2 separate regions of the Homo sapiens genome follow, and region 1 is linked to region 2. A link is an interaction called in ENCODE POLR2A ChIA-PET data of the cell type or tissue named here. Cell type or tissue: endothelial cell of umbilical vein. All regions are shown on one strand. Each heading gives the region's core, and the rest is flanking DNA. Links, peaks and the distances in the headings are about the cores only.

What was found. Peaks named below come from ENCODE experiments on the same cell type or tissue, not always from the same donor. Only the 100,000 strongest peaks of a DNase experiment are listed, where the experiment ranks them.
Region 1: POLR2A ChIA-PET joins it to region 2 with 6 read pairs; 2 of 35 experiments call an interaction of 5 or more read pairs at or near these places.

What each region holds. Positions count from the first base shown.
Region 1 is chr4:17,625,745-17,632,059 of GRCh38, reverse strand. It overlaps MED28 (mediator complex subunit 28), which reads right to left. Exons shown (of 4, transcript NM_025205.5): 4 at 1-6,315. FAM184B (family with sequence similarity 184 member B) reads left to right here. Exons shown (of 18, transcript NM_015688.2): 18 at 1-2,754. Among named protein-coding and RNA genes, the nearest start is that of MED28, 14 kb to the right of the region's middle. In endothelial cell of umbilical vein, for the core only: no CTCF peak of the experiment used is centred there; no DNase peak of the experiment used is centred there.
Region 2 is chr4:15,661,493-15,669,359 of GRCh38, reverse strand. It overlaps a transcript of FBXL5 not described here and a transcript of FAM200B not described here. Among named protein-coding and RNA genes, the nearest start is that of FBXL5, 10 kb to the right of the region's middle. In endothelial cell of umbilical vein, for the core only: no CTCF peak of the experiment used is centred there; a DNase peak (open chromatin) is centred at 3,379; H3K27ac peaks cover 809 bases.

The sequences.
Region 1 (6,315 bases), core at 1-5,000, 2.0 Mb before region 2:
AAAAAAAAAAAAAAAATTGACATTAAACCAGTGTTATTAAAAGTCATCTATAGGAAAATGTTATTAGCGTTACTAATGACCCATACCTTGTATTTCTAGTGTCCATAACATCATACTCCATTTTGTGGAACATCAGACTTTGTGATTTCCATGATCTATTTCAAAAGTGGTTGTACTTGTCCTTAGGATGCTAGTCAACTCCACTGGAAAGCTGTTTCTATGTAAAATGATGCAATTCCAAAATGCACATCTAACCTCAATAGGAAGACAAATAACAGTTAAACAGGAAAGCCAACTAAAAACAAACCAAACCTACCAGAAATGGATGGTAGCATGCTTGGACTGAATACTTTCACTTCCTTGGTCTAAGACAAGCAGCAGATTATAGATGGGATAACACCCACCTCTAAAAGGGCTTTGCAAGGATTAAGCAAGATAACATAAATTAACATGAATTGGAATTAAGTACCACAAGGTTTTTCTGTAAATAACCAATCCTAGCCCAGTTATAGGTCTCAGTGTAATGACCATAGTGCCAACATGATCACTTGTGAAGGTCTCTAGATTATCTGTTCTTTGAAGTCAAAGATCTTCTAGACTGGGCACATGGCTCATGCCTGTAATCCCAACACTTTGGGAGGCTGAGATGGGAGGAGAGCTTGAGGCCAGGAATTTGAGACCAGCCTGGGCAACACAGCGAGACCTCCATCTCTACAAAAAAATAATTAGCCCAAAGAAAACCCAGCTACTTGGAAGTCTGAGGTAGGACAGCATGAGCCCAAGAGTTCGAGACCAGCCTGGGCAAGATAGTGAGATCCCATCTCTACAGATTAAAAAAATATATATATATATCCCCTGAACCTCTGGTCTTTGGGTTTGAGCCATTTGCCTCATGGTGTGTTGCTTCTTCACTGCATGAATTCCCAGTGGGTTAAAGGAACCGCAATGGCTGTTCACGGTGCTGACCTTGCTCTCAGTCCACACTGATTTGTCTTACCTTCTGACAGAGCAATGTGATTTGACAAGACTCAATAACAACTTTTAGGGGGCAAAATATTTTTTCAGTCTTTGGTGCTGGCCCAGAAGGTGGCCCACAAACCAATGTTAATTCTATGCATTGTCAAATCTTTGCTCTTTGAATAAAACTTTGAATAACTGGGCAATAAAAATGGTTGACTTGTATTGATTTTCCACAGAAAGGTAAAATTAGATGAAGACAGCTTAGAAATAGAAAGTTCAGTTCACATTAACCTCAATCACACCATCTTAAAAAAAAAAAAGCTGATTACATATAACTGTCAAACTTACGTATTAAAGGTAAATTTACTGCCTAATCAAAACGAGGCTCCAATGCATTTTTAAATGCAAACAAACACTTGTCACCATACATTAACACACCATACTGTTTTTCACTACCAAATATTTTTTGTGAGTTTCCCGCTTAGAGTGTCTTAGTTCGTTCAGGCTGCTCTAACAAAATATCTTACTTATACTGGATAATTTATAAACAATAGAAATATGTCACTCACAGTCCTAGAGGCTAAGTCCAAGATCAAGGCACCAGCAGATATGGAGTCTGGGGAGGGCCCATTCTTCAGAAATGGGTGCCTGCTACGTGTCCTTACATGGTGGAAGAGGCAAGAGCGCCTCCCTGAGCCTCTTTTGTAAGGGTACTTATCCTACTCATGAGGGTGAAGCCCTCATGACTCCATTGCTTCCCAAAAGCCCCACCTCTTAATACTATTACATTGACATTAGGTTCCAACATATGAATTTTGGAAGGGACATCAACATTCAGGACATAGCAGTGAACCCTGTAGGACTGCTCTTTATTTTGTGCTTTCAAAAAGACTACATACAGGTGGTTCTATTTTTGTGTGTTGAAACACTTTCCCAGGCTGCACTTTGCATTTCTGTCCTTAAACTCAGCATGATCCCTGGGCAAGGAGAAAATTTTACTAGTTGAGATCGTACATAGGTTTTGACTCCTTTCTTGCTGCAGGTGACTGAAAAGATCTTTCAGTCTTAAATTTCTAAATTCTACCCTGCAATGATTATATCTTTGTTAACAAAATCTTTGCATGCTTCCATAATTTTTTATTGAGGCCATATGCCTTGGGTATTGAAGTAAGGCATTTAAGGACACAAACTTAAGCTTTTTGTTTGTTATTACCAAACTGCCATTCAGAAAGTTTCTAACAATTTACACCCTTACCAGCAGTAAATGAACCTACTGTGCCCTAACACTATTGACAAAGAAATACAATTTGATAGATAAAACATTCTATTTTAGTTTGCATAATGATTCCATCAATCTCTCAACAGCAGAGCGGTCTAGAGATGACAGTGATGGCGTAGAGGTGACAGTGAAGATGAAGAGAAATTATCCAATTCGGGATTAAGTTAAGAGAGAGAAAAAAACAGTATTTAATGGTAAATCTCTTCAGGCTGTATTATGACAGGGGTGGAAGAGTTAATATGTTCCTGCAGCAAAACTGAAAGGAATACTATCTGTTCCACATGAAAGCAAACTGTTTTGTAATTGGGGTAGGTAAAAATGGATTCACCCAGTCAATGGCTGCACACCACATACCTGAGCCCTTAACTGCTCTAACACTGATGTAATATCCAACCCAACATTTGTGATTGAGGCTACTTGGTTAATTTTTCTCCAGGATCCATCTGGATTCTGCAGATGAGGCTGGCAAATTAAATGGAACTATGATAGGGACCATCTTACTGTATCTGTCAGATTTCCAAGGGTAGCACTGATCTCTACCGTCACCTCACCTCCACCCCCAGGATGCAGTACTGTGTGTTTGTTTTTGAGACGGAGTCTTGCTCTGTCACCCAAGCTGGGGTGCAGTGGCGCCATCTCAGCTCACTGCAACCTCGGCCTCCCGGGTTCAAGCGATTCTCCTGCCTCAGCCTCCCGAGTAGCTGGGACTACAGGCACCCGCCACCATGCTAATTAATGTATTTTTAGTAGAGACAGGGTTTCACCATGTTGGCCAGGCTGGTCATGAACTCCTGACCTCAAAGTGATCCTCCAAGATAACGACAGAGGCCCCGGGCACTCACAGTCACCTCATCAGTTCCTCACTATCCCTCTGCAGGGAACAGACACTCTACTGTCCTTGTGTGCAGTACTCCTCTTATCTTCCACAGTTTGACTCCTCCCATTCCCCTCCACAGGGATATTTTCCCAGGGTACCACTGGTGGAATCCTCAGCAACTGGGCCACCCCCTCGTGTGAGTGAGTGTCCATACCTCACACGCTGCTCCAGATGGGTTTTGCTACCAGTTGGGCAGTGAGTGAGCCAGTCCCCAAGCCTCATCCTACTGCCTGCTCTCAGACCACATCCAGTCACAATTGTCTCAGTCAGGTCCTCCACCAGGCATGCCCCGAGACACAATTAGAAGTGCAAGACATTCACTGGGGGGTGTGAATGCCTTCAGCCAAAGCCCACCAGAAATGCCTGTATTTGAACAAGTTGGGTCTATTCATCACAGAGAACCATAGGACTTCTCAGACAGAGGGTGTCACAAAGAACCTCTTTTAGGATTCTGGCCCTGGTTGGGTGATTTCAAGGAAGTGAGGATTCACTCGATTGGATGCTGTCAGAATGGGGGCACTGAGCATCTCAATACATCTTATTTATAGGAAGGTGGACTAGAGTAGGGATAAAGGTATAATTGCATATATATATATACACACACACATATATATATACACACATACATACACATATATACGCATATACACATACACACACACACACACACACACACACACACACACACGGCAGCTGTCACTCGTTTTAACCAGCAGAAGGATGTTTGGTATTTTGTGAGTGGTAAACTGACCTTGAATTTTCTTTGTACGTGCTTAGACAAAATTATTAAGTGGTTTATTTTATCATGGCCTGAGAGCAACTTTGGGGTTGGCATTCAGAGACTGTTTATGTCCAACAGGAGAATGGCATGACCGAACAGTGTTGTCAGCTTCTGAATGTCAGGGACAGGTGGTTTTTTTCTTTCTCAGGAGAAACACCTATGTTAGAGAAAGGGGAGAGGAAACAGAAGACAGGAAGAGCCTATGATGTAGGTCTGACAGGTGGGCCAAGGAACACCGGGGCAAAAGAGGGCAGGACAGCTCCAAAGATGTCATGGCCAGGCTGATGGAAGCGCCCAAGCAGACTGCTCAGTATTTTTTTATTTTTTATTTTTTGAGACGAAGTCTTACTCTGTCACCCAGGCTGGAGTGCAGTGGCTCGATCTCGGCTCACTGCAACGTCCACCTCCTGGGTTCAAGCGATTCTCCTGCCTCAGCCTCCTGTGCCTGGCCTCAGACTGCTCATTAGAGGAGGCCTGTGTCGGGCAGAAATGGCCTAGCACCTGACCTCCACTGTGCTTGGTGACAGCCAGGACCAGCATGCCCTGGGCAGGAACATGGCGGCAGGTCCCCAATGCCAGGAGCTTTTGTAATTGAACTCCTTGAAGCTGCTTTCTTGAAGGGAGGACTGAGCAGTGCTCCTTCACAACCTCCAGAGGCCCAGGACCAAACACCTGGGAATGTTAACAGTTAAGACATTTGGGTGGAGGAGAAAAGAGGAAAGAAGGGAAGATGCATGAAAAAGAATTAAGTTCAAGTAAAGAAGATGAAGATGGGCTGGGCACGGTGGCTCATGCCTGTAATCTCAGTACTTTGGGAGGCTGAGGCGGACAGATCACTTGAGGTCAGGAGTTCAAGACCAGCCTGGCCAACATGGCAAAACCCCATCTCCATTAAAAATACAAAAATTAAGGCTGGGCGCGGTGGCTCATGCCTGTAATCCCAGCCCTTTGGGAGGCAGAGGCAGGCGGATCACGAGGTCAGATTGAGACCATCCTGACCAACATGGTGAAACCCCATCTCTACTAAAAATACAAAATTATCTGGGTGTAGTGGTGTGCACCTGACAGCTACTCGGGAGGCTGACGTAGGAAAATTACTTGAACCCGGGAGGCAGAGGTTGCAGTGAGCCGAGATTGCACCACTGCACTCTAACCGGGCGACAGAGCAAGACTCCATCTCAAAAAAAAAAAAAAAAAAATAGCCCAGCTACTTGGGAGGCTGAGGCAGGAGAACTGCTTAAACCTCTGGGAGGCAGAGGTTCTTCTGGGAGGAATGTCAAATGGCTGAAAAGGTCACCCACCAGCTTTGATGTCGGGTGGCAGGAATGTCCGGCAGGAGACAGTGCTGCCAGCTGCTGTTTGTAGAACACACAGGCTACCTGATGGCTGGGTGGGCCTTTCCCCAGCACTTGCCTGTGGGACCCCGTTGTGCCACTGCACTACAGCCTGGGCAACAGAGCAAGACTCCTGTCTCAAAAAAAAAAGGCTGTCCTGAAGATGTGAGTAGGTTTATCTGTGGAGAGAGATAGCCCACAGGCAATCTGCATCTTGGAGCCTGACAAGGAAGCTAAGCAGTATTCAAGAAAAAAGGCCTTCTTGGTGGAACTTTCTACCTTTCAAAGAGCTACCACACCCAAGACAACCTTGGCTTCTTAAGAACACCCTGGAACCACAGGTGGGTGGGCTGTTATCAACACACTGACCAGGGAAGAGGGGTGTGAAAACTCACTTCAAATCCTGCTTCTGCCAAAGGTTAAAGACTAACCTCTTGACTTTGGGCAAATCACTTAACCCACCTAAATCCCATACTCTTCCTCCATAACCCTCCTCTTCCCGAACAACAGAAATCACTAACACCTGAAGAATACTTGCTACATTCTAGCACCCTTGCTGACTTCCCATTCAACATCTCCTTTTTCTTTTTTGAGACGGAGTTTCACTCTTGTAGCCCAGGATGGAGTGCAATGGCACGATCTTGGCTCATCACAACCTCTGCCTCCCAGGTTCAAGCGATTCTCCTGCCTCAGCCCCCCAAAGTGCTGGGATTACAGGCGTGAGCCACTGCACCTGGCCTCAACATCTCCTTTAATCTGCAGAAGTAATCCTGGGGAATAGGTCCTAGTCTTATCCCTATTTTACAGATTTATTATCCATCTGTGAAAATGGGAAAAACAATATTGATTCTGTTATAAGGCTTCTAGAAGACTGAATGGGATCATTTACAAAATGTGTGTGGCACAGATGTTTGTTTCAAAGTTGAAAGCCTGAAGCCTGTGGGCAGACCTAAGGTCAAGCACCAAGCCAGACCAGAACGTACCCCTGGACAATCACAGCAGGAGTCTCTTCCAAGACATAATACTCCACTCCCCAGTACCAGAGCAGTGCTTGGCAGAGGGCATTCCACAGGTTTCTAGGGGA
Region 2 (7,867 bases), core at 1,208-6,207:
GTATTTTTACTCTACCTTTCCTAGTTTTGGATACATTTAGATACAGAAATACTTAACCTTTGTGTTACAATTGCCTACAGTAAAGTAACATGCTGTACTGGTTTGTAGCCTAGGAGCAAGAGGCTGTATATATAGCCAAAGTATGTAGTTTGTATCTGGGTTTGTGTAAGTATGCTCAGATGTTTGGGCAGTGACAATGGCCTAGTGACAGATTTCTCAAAATGTATCCCTGTTGTCAAGTAACAAATACTCAACTATATATCTAATTCAGTTGTGTCTGAGGTTATATTTAAACAACATGGTGTATCCTGTACTAACCGATCTTCCTACATTTCTCTACAAGTGTTATGCAGCTTATTTTCAACAAGGTGGATTATGAAGTCTGTACAGACTTATAGTAACTATTGCTTCCAAATGTTCTGCAGTGGTAAAAAGTAAATGAGCTACTGTGTTGTCACTCTGGATAGTTTTTAATTAATTAGCTGAGATTTAAAGTTATACATACCATATCCAGACATGTTAGAAGAAAATATGTGAGTTGTTTTCTGTCTCACAATATGCTTTAATGATGATAATAAGGCTTTATCACTAACAATAGTGCAATAACTAAGAAATTAGTCTGGGAACTTGAATGTATTTTTTTCCTTTGTCAGTGAGTTCAGCATCTTATATCCAAATAGCTTTTTTAATTTTGAAGATTTTAAGCCTTTATTTCAAGAATACCATTGACACATTTGATAAATGCACATATTAAATTATCTTCATTATAATCTTTTATACTTCCTTTTTTCTTTTTAGAATGTGACTTGTACGATGTTGGCTGTTGGTTTGAAATAAACAAAGAACAATACAAAAACCAAGTACAAAGAACAATACAAAAACCAAGTACAAAAAAAAATAAAAGAATGTGATTTGAATAAAGTCAAAATCTGCTGTTTAAAAACTCAACACTTTTCTCTGTTTTGTCACTTATTTTACATCCCAGATCCAGCAGTTGAACTTGAGCAGTTTTTACTTCATCATTCTTGATTATTTTTATTTTTGAAAATGTGGTTCAAGTGTAATTTGTAGTTTGATTAAAATGTTACAAGTTATAAATTTGAAAATACCATACTAGATAATGTGTTTTGACAAATGAACTGACCATTTACAACTGATACTTTTTTTGTCTTTATACTTCTGTCAGTAGCAGATGAAATCCTTCACACATTAAGTCACAAATAATTGAATTTTATTAACCAAAATTTTAATTGTTACAATCATTGGCTTTTCGATTAAGTTGATAGTTAAATTGACCATCTGTTTTTTTTTTTTTTTAGAGATAGAGTTTTGCTCTTGTTGCCCAGGCTGGAGTGCAATGGCGCAATCTTGGCTCACCGCAACCTCCACCTCCCGAGTTCAAGCGATTCTCCTCCCACAACCTCCCGAGTAGCTGGGATTACAGGCACCCGCCACCACGCCTGGCTAATTTTGTATTTTTATTAGAGACGGGGTTTCTCCACGTTGGTCAGGCTAGTCTCGAACTCCTGACCTCAGGTGATCCGCCCACATTGGCATCCCAAAGTGCTGGGATTACAGGCGTGATAAATTGACCATCTTATACCAGGAAGTCAAATGAGAAGACATCAGTAAAAATATTCTGGCCAACTCATGTTTTATTTATCATATCTTCATCATTAATTGCTTCTCATAATGCCACAGTTTGTCATGGTATTTGTGGCAGCAGGCAAAGTCCTTGTTCAGACTTTGATTAAATTGCTGTGGCATTTTTCTATTAAAAAGATCTCCTGTTTCAATCTATAGTTTGCCTGTGATCTGTGGGTTAAAAAGAGCTATTTTTTAATACTATTTTTAATAGTATTCAAATGGAATACTATTCCATTTGATTCAGTGTTTTGAGATAATATATGATTTTGCTTAGTCTCATTTGGATGAAATGAATATTTCCAGATCTACATGTCAAATAAGAGGGTACTGCAACTTGGTATGTAACTCCTAAAAAATAGAAATTGTTTAATATGAGTTAAAACTTCAATTTTAACAAATGTTGAGTGCCTATATCATATGCCAAGCATTGGACTAGGTACTTGTACATGTTTTCTCATGGACTGCCATCAAGGTTAAAGAGGTTGCCCGTGATCATGTGGCTGTTTAGTGAAAGAGCCAAGAACCTAAGTACTACGACGTGTATTCAGGTGCCCTTTGCACTGTCCCATGATTCAAATCATTAAAGGTGGGATGTGATTTTCAAGATTATTTAATAGCTGCAATTTGTAATGGGTACAAATATGGTTTATAATGTTTACATTAAACTAGAAACTATGCAACATCCAGTAATTTTAAAATTACGATTATTTTGATTGATAATTTATAATTGTATACATTTATGAGATACAATGTGATGTTTTGATATATGTCTACAATGTGGAATGATTACATCAAGCTAATTAACACATTTAGCACTCCATTTGCCTGTCTTTTTTTTTTTAATGGTGGGACATTTGAAATTTACTCTTAGTTTAGTTTAGTTTTGTTTGTTGAGACAGGTAGCAGCTCTGTCACCCAGGCTGGAGTGCATTGTTGGGATCACAGCTCACTGTCACCTTGACCTCCCAGGCTCAAGCCTCAGCCTCCCGAGTAGATGGAATCACAGGCACACACCACCACACCTGGCTAATTTTTTTGATGTTTAGTAGAGACAAGGTCTCACTATGTTTCCCAGGCTTCTCTTAGTTATTTTGAAATATTTATTATTATTGACTGTAATCACCCTGCTGTCCAATAGATCTCAAAACCTATTCCTCCTGTCTACCTGACACTTTGCATGCTTTGATCAACAACTCATTCCCACCCCCACAGCCTCTGGTAACCATCATCCTCTCTTTACTTATATGAGTTTAACTTTATTTTAGATTCCACAAATGTGAGATCATGTGGTATGTGTCTTTATTTTATTTTTTTAGGCAGGGTCTTGCTCTGTCTCCCTGGCTGGAGTGCAGTGGCGCCATCATGGCTCATTGCAGGCTGGACCATCCTGGGCTCAAGCAATCTTCCCACCTCAGCCTCCTGAGTAGCTGGGACTACAGGCATGCACCACCATACCTGGCTAATTTTTTAACTTTTTGTGGTGGTGGAGTCTACTTATGTTGCCTAGGCTGGTTTTGAACTCCTGGGCTCAAGTGATCCTACTGCCTTGGCCTCCCAAGGTGCTTGGAGTACAGGTGTGAACCACCGTGCCCAGTCCCAAAATTCATATTTTTAAACTGAAAAGCCAAGTCACCCTAAAAGGTTTGTATTACAAGAACAAGATGAGGAAATGGTCATTTTTTTTTTTTTAAAAAAAGGTTGTCAGTAGGAAATTGAGGCAATTCTGTTTGTATGCATTTGGCCTCAAGGAAGTGATTCAGCTTCCTCTTGCATTAGCTCAAGGGTGTGGCTTATGGTCTTGGACAGTTCACTTGTGATCCAGATTCCTTTGGAGGGTGTCAGAACAGGTGCAGGTACACTAATCATCGGATTCCTACCAACAGCCAAATCTGTCTCAGTTGAGAGCCATGTATTTTACTGGGTTCTTTTTTTCCCTTAAATTTAAGAATTTTGGACTGGGGGCCAGATATTCTCATCCTAAGTTTGTGTTTCTTTTCTCAGATAAACGTTATTTCTGCTCAACTAGCATAGAATTTTATTTTTTATTACATATTTAAAAACATGTCGGGGCTCTAGTATGCACAATGCTCTAGGCTAGGCAGTGGAGTTGGGAAGAAGAGTGGGAAAGAGTGAAACAAATATAAACTTGGGTTATATTTGAATATTAGCTGTGGGTGTTTAGCATTCAAGTAATTTTAGATACATCTCGCAAATTTGTAAGGTAGTCCCAAATTAAGTTTTACTGAATTGGTTGGGGTAATTCCTGCAAGGTAGACCATCCTAAGGATAGAAGAAATGAGCTGTACTAATAATAAGCCGTTGTTGGAGAGAAGGAGGGATTCTGATTATAGGGGTATGGCTGTACCTCAAGTTTGCCTTGGCTAAGATGCCTGACACCGCATCTGATGCCCAGGGAGGTAGGGGGCTCTAAGTAAATATGGTTGACGGCTACTTCACGTAAACACATGAGTTGAAACAACCCGCCACTGGAACCCTTTTAACAATATGTCACAAATAAGAAAGGCATTCTTTCCTACATTGGCAGCTAAGCTCATAATGGCTACCTGAAAATAGAGGTTTCGAGGAAGAATGGGAGAGACACGTGGCTCAGTTTTCATCTGGGGTAGCAATGTAGCTGTAGTGGGAGTGAATTTATGACTGAGCACATGAAAAACATTCCTGATAATTCAGAAGCCCTTTGCATTAAGGGTGGGGAGATTTTGCTGAAGTTTAGGTTCTAAACTTCAACCTTAAACTTAATGAATCATTAAGATTCACATATTAATGATATTGTGACATTTGTACCTGTAGGCTGTTGGGGACTGCAGAAATAAGGGTTATATAAAGATGAGCAGGACAGGAGTGGTGGCTCATGCCTGTAATCCCAGCACTTTGGGAGGCCAAGGTGGGCAGATCACCTGAGGTCAGGAGTTTGAGACTAGCCTGGCCAACATGGTGAAACCTCGCCTCTACTAAAAAATACAAAAGTTAGCCGGGCGTGGTATCAGGCGCCTGTAATCCCAGCTACTTGGGAGGCTAAGGCAGGAGAATTGCTTGAACCCGGGAGGCAGAGGTTGCAGTGAGCTGAGATCGTACCATTGCACTCCAGCCTGGGTGACAAGAGTGAAACTCCGTCTCAAAAAAAAAAAAAAAAAAAAAAAAGGATGAGGGCCCACTTTGGTGGGGGAAAAAGATATGTTTATGTCAATAAAATAAACAGTATATTTAACTTTATAAGTGAGGTACTGTACTAGGTACCTCATCAGATGACACATAAGAGTGCCTGGGTCCTGTTCAATAGGAATTAGTGTGCCAATATGATTTAACTGAGGGAGAGTCATTAGATTTTTTGTTTTAGAAACATTGCTGACTAGCTGGTTTGGTGCAAGGATTGAAATGAGAAGCTGAAAGCAGGGAAACCAGTAGTTCAAGGAGAAGGTAAGTAGGGCCCATACTAGGTCTGTATTAGTGTAAGCAGAGAAGGGATGAATTAGAGATGTTTGAGAGGACTATGTGTCTTATTAAGATACTGAGTGATGGAAAAATGAAAGCTTTTAAGATAACTCCAAAATCTCTAGAAGCAGTATTGTGTGTTACCTAAAAAGATAGAAGCTCTGAAGCCAGACTGCCTAAGTTTGAATCTTGGCTCTGCTATTTCTTAATGGGGTAGTCTTGGGCAAATTATGTAGCTTCTTTAAGTTTTTCATCTGAAAAATCAGGATAAGAGTGCCTACAATTCATGCAGTCATTCTGTGAATATAAATACTCTAAAACCAAAAAGTCTTTAGATTGGTGACTTGCACTCAGGTTTGTTTGCTGTCATTATATTAGCCAGGGTAAGTCAATGAACAGTGATGAAAATGAGATGAGAATACAGAAACCTTGGCAAACTCAGAGGACAGAAAATGGTGAGTTCACTTTTGGACTTACTGAATCTGTAGCTTCTGGCAAATGATAGTCACCTAGTGTTTGTTGAGTAGTGACAGAAATAAGCAGATTTTTCTTTAAAAAAAAATTATGTGACAGGTACTGTTGTGAGCTCTTTGACTATATAATCTCATTTAATCTCCACCACAGTCCACTAGAATAGGTAGTAGTATTTCCATTTCACAGATGAGTGAGCAGAATAGTGAACAGTTTTGTGGCTTAACGGTAGTAGCAAAGTCCTCATTCCCAGAAGGCAAAAGAGGTTCTGTTTTACCCTGCTGGTAGTAAGTAAGAAAGTGGACCAGCTGAGATTTGAACCCAGACAATCAGTCCAACTCCAGTGTGCTGAATGAACCACTACAACAGGTCAAACCATTTTGAAACCTCTGGCCCCTAATATCTTAATAGAGATACTGAGACTAGAGTCTATTATGGTATCCTATTTCATACAGTGTTAGGTGTCTAATAATAAAGATACCTATCATTTATTGAATGGCTACTATGTCCCATGCAGTGGAGTACTTAGTGTATTGTTAGTTTTTCAATAATGAATGACTATTATCAATGTATAATATTACCCCTATCTTTGGAGAGGAATATCATACAAATATTATGGTATATATAAAGGAAAGGATATCATTTCTAGGAATTTTCAGTAAAAGACTGGCAAGAATAAACATATGTAAACTTGTAATTCTTCACAAATAATAGCATTCCTTTTATTTTGACCCATCTTAAAGCTACCCAAATTAGAAAGTTACATTTGGTAAATATTTTACAACCATTTCTTATTTACTCATTGCTTACCCTGCACACTAGGTCAATATGCTCTATTGTTTTATGGGTCAGTTATTCAGTGACAGAAAGATTATTCTGACAAAGATCTGGTAGTAACAATTGTGCACACTGAACATTTTTTAAAATCTGGGAATAATGTTTAGCCACAAACTTGTTCACTATTCTGCTGTTCCTTGTCAGCAACAAGAACACCTTTGCAAAGACAAAAAAAAATTACATCTTACTATAGTATCAGCTACCTAGGAGTAGATTACATAAAGATAATGGATTGAATGGATTGATTCAATTTTAACTACCTCTAGAATGATATTGAAAAAAACAATTTTTATCCTTCACCATTTCTGGGCTGGGAATGGTGACGAGAGGCTCACTTGAATTATCCAAGTAGAGCTTTTTTATTACCAGTGATTTCTAAGCTTGACCTTTTCAAGGAACAATGCATATCTGATGATCTCTTGGGATAGTCTCATTATTTAATGTATATAGCAATATTAAAAGATAGTATTGAATGCTTAATATGCCAGGTACTGTGAAAGCCTATTACACTTATTCCGTTAATCTTTACAACAACACTATGAAGTATATTTTACTCTTTTTCATAGTTTATTAAGTGAGGACCTAGAAACTCAGAATAGATGATTTGCCCTGGGTCACACAAGTGCCACCACCTTTGAACTTAAATATGAAGACTACCCTCTAGAGTTGGTAGAGCCGTGGAAGGAGCCTATGCCCCTAAATAAAGTAGAGCTGTCAAACCAGTTCTGGACCACGTTTAGCCAGCTTCAAAGATGGCCCTCAATTAATCCCTTCGTTTATTAGGTACACCATTGTGTAAGCAATCCCCTCCCACACTGTACTGGGGTTGTTCTGTATGACCAGTAGCATAGGCATGAGTGATGGGATGTCTCTTCTGAGATTATGTTATAAAAGACTGACTTATTTTGGGTTTGAAATCATTTGCTCTCTCTCTTTATTGGCCCTCACCTTGAGGAAAGCAAGCTACCATATTATAAGTAACTCCATAGAGAGTACCATGTGGTGAGGACCTGAGGTCCTTATTCTAACAGCCTATGAGGATGTGAGGCCTCTCAACAGCCACCTGAGAGAACCTGAAAGCAGATCCTTCAGTCCTAGGTTATGTCATCGGATGATCGCAGCTTTAGCTGCCAATCTGACTGCAGCCACATGAGAAAACCTGATCTAGAACCACCCCATAAGCCACTCTGTAATTCCTGATCCTTAAAAACTGAAATAATAAAGCCATTTAAGTTTTAAAGGGTGCTTAAGCCATTCAAGTTTTGGGTTAATCTTAAGCAACAACAGATAACTAATACATGAGAAAAAGAGAAAAAAAAGACCCCATCTTGCTTAAGGCACTGTTATTTTCTATTTTCTGTCACTTACAACTAAATGTGACAAGTCCCTTCTCCAGTTAATTTGTAGAATTAACCTAAAGAAACAGCTTTGAAATACTATTCCTAAGGTTCCCAAACAC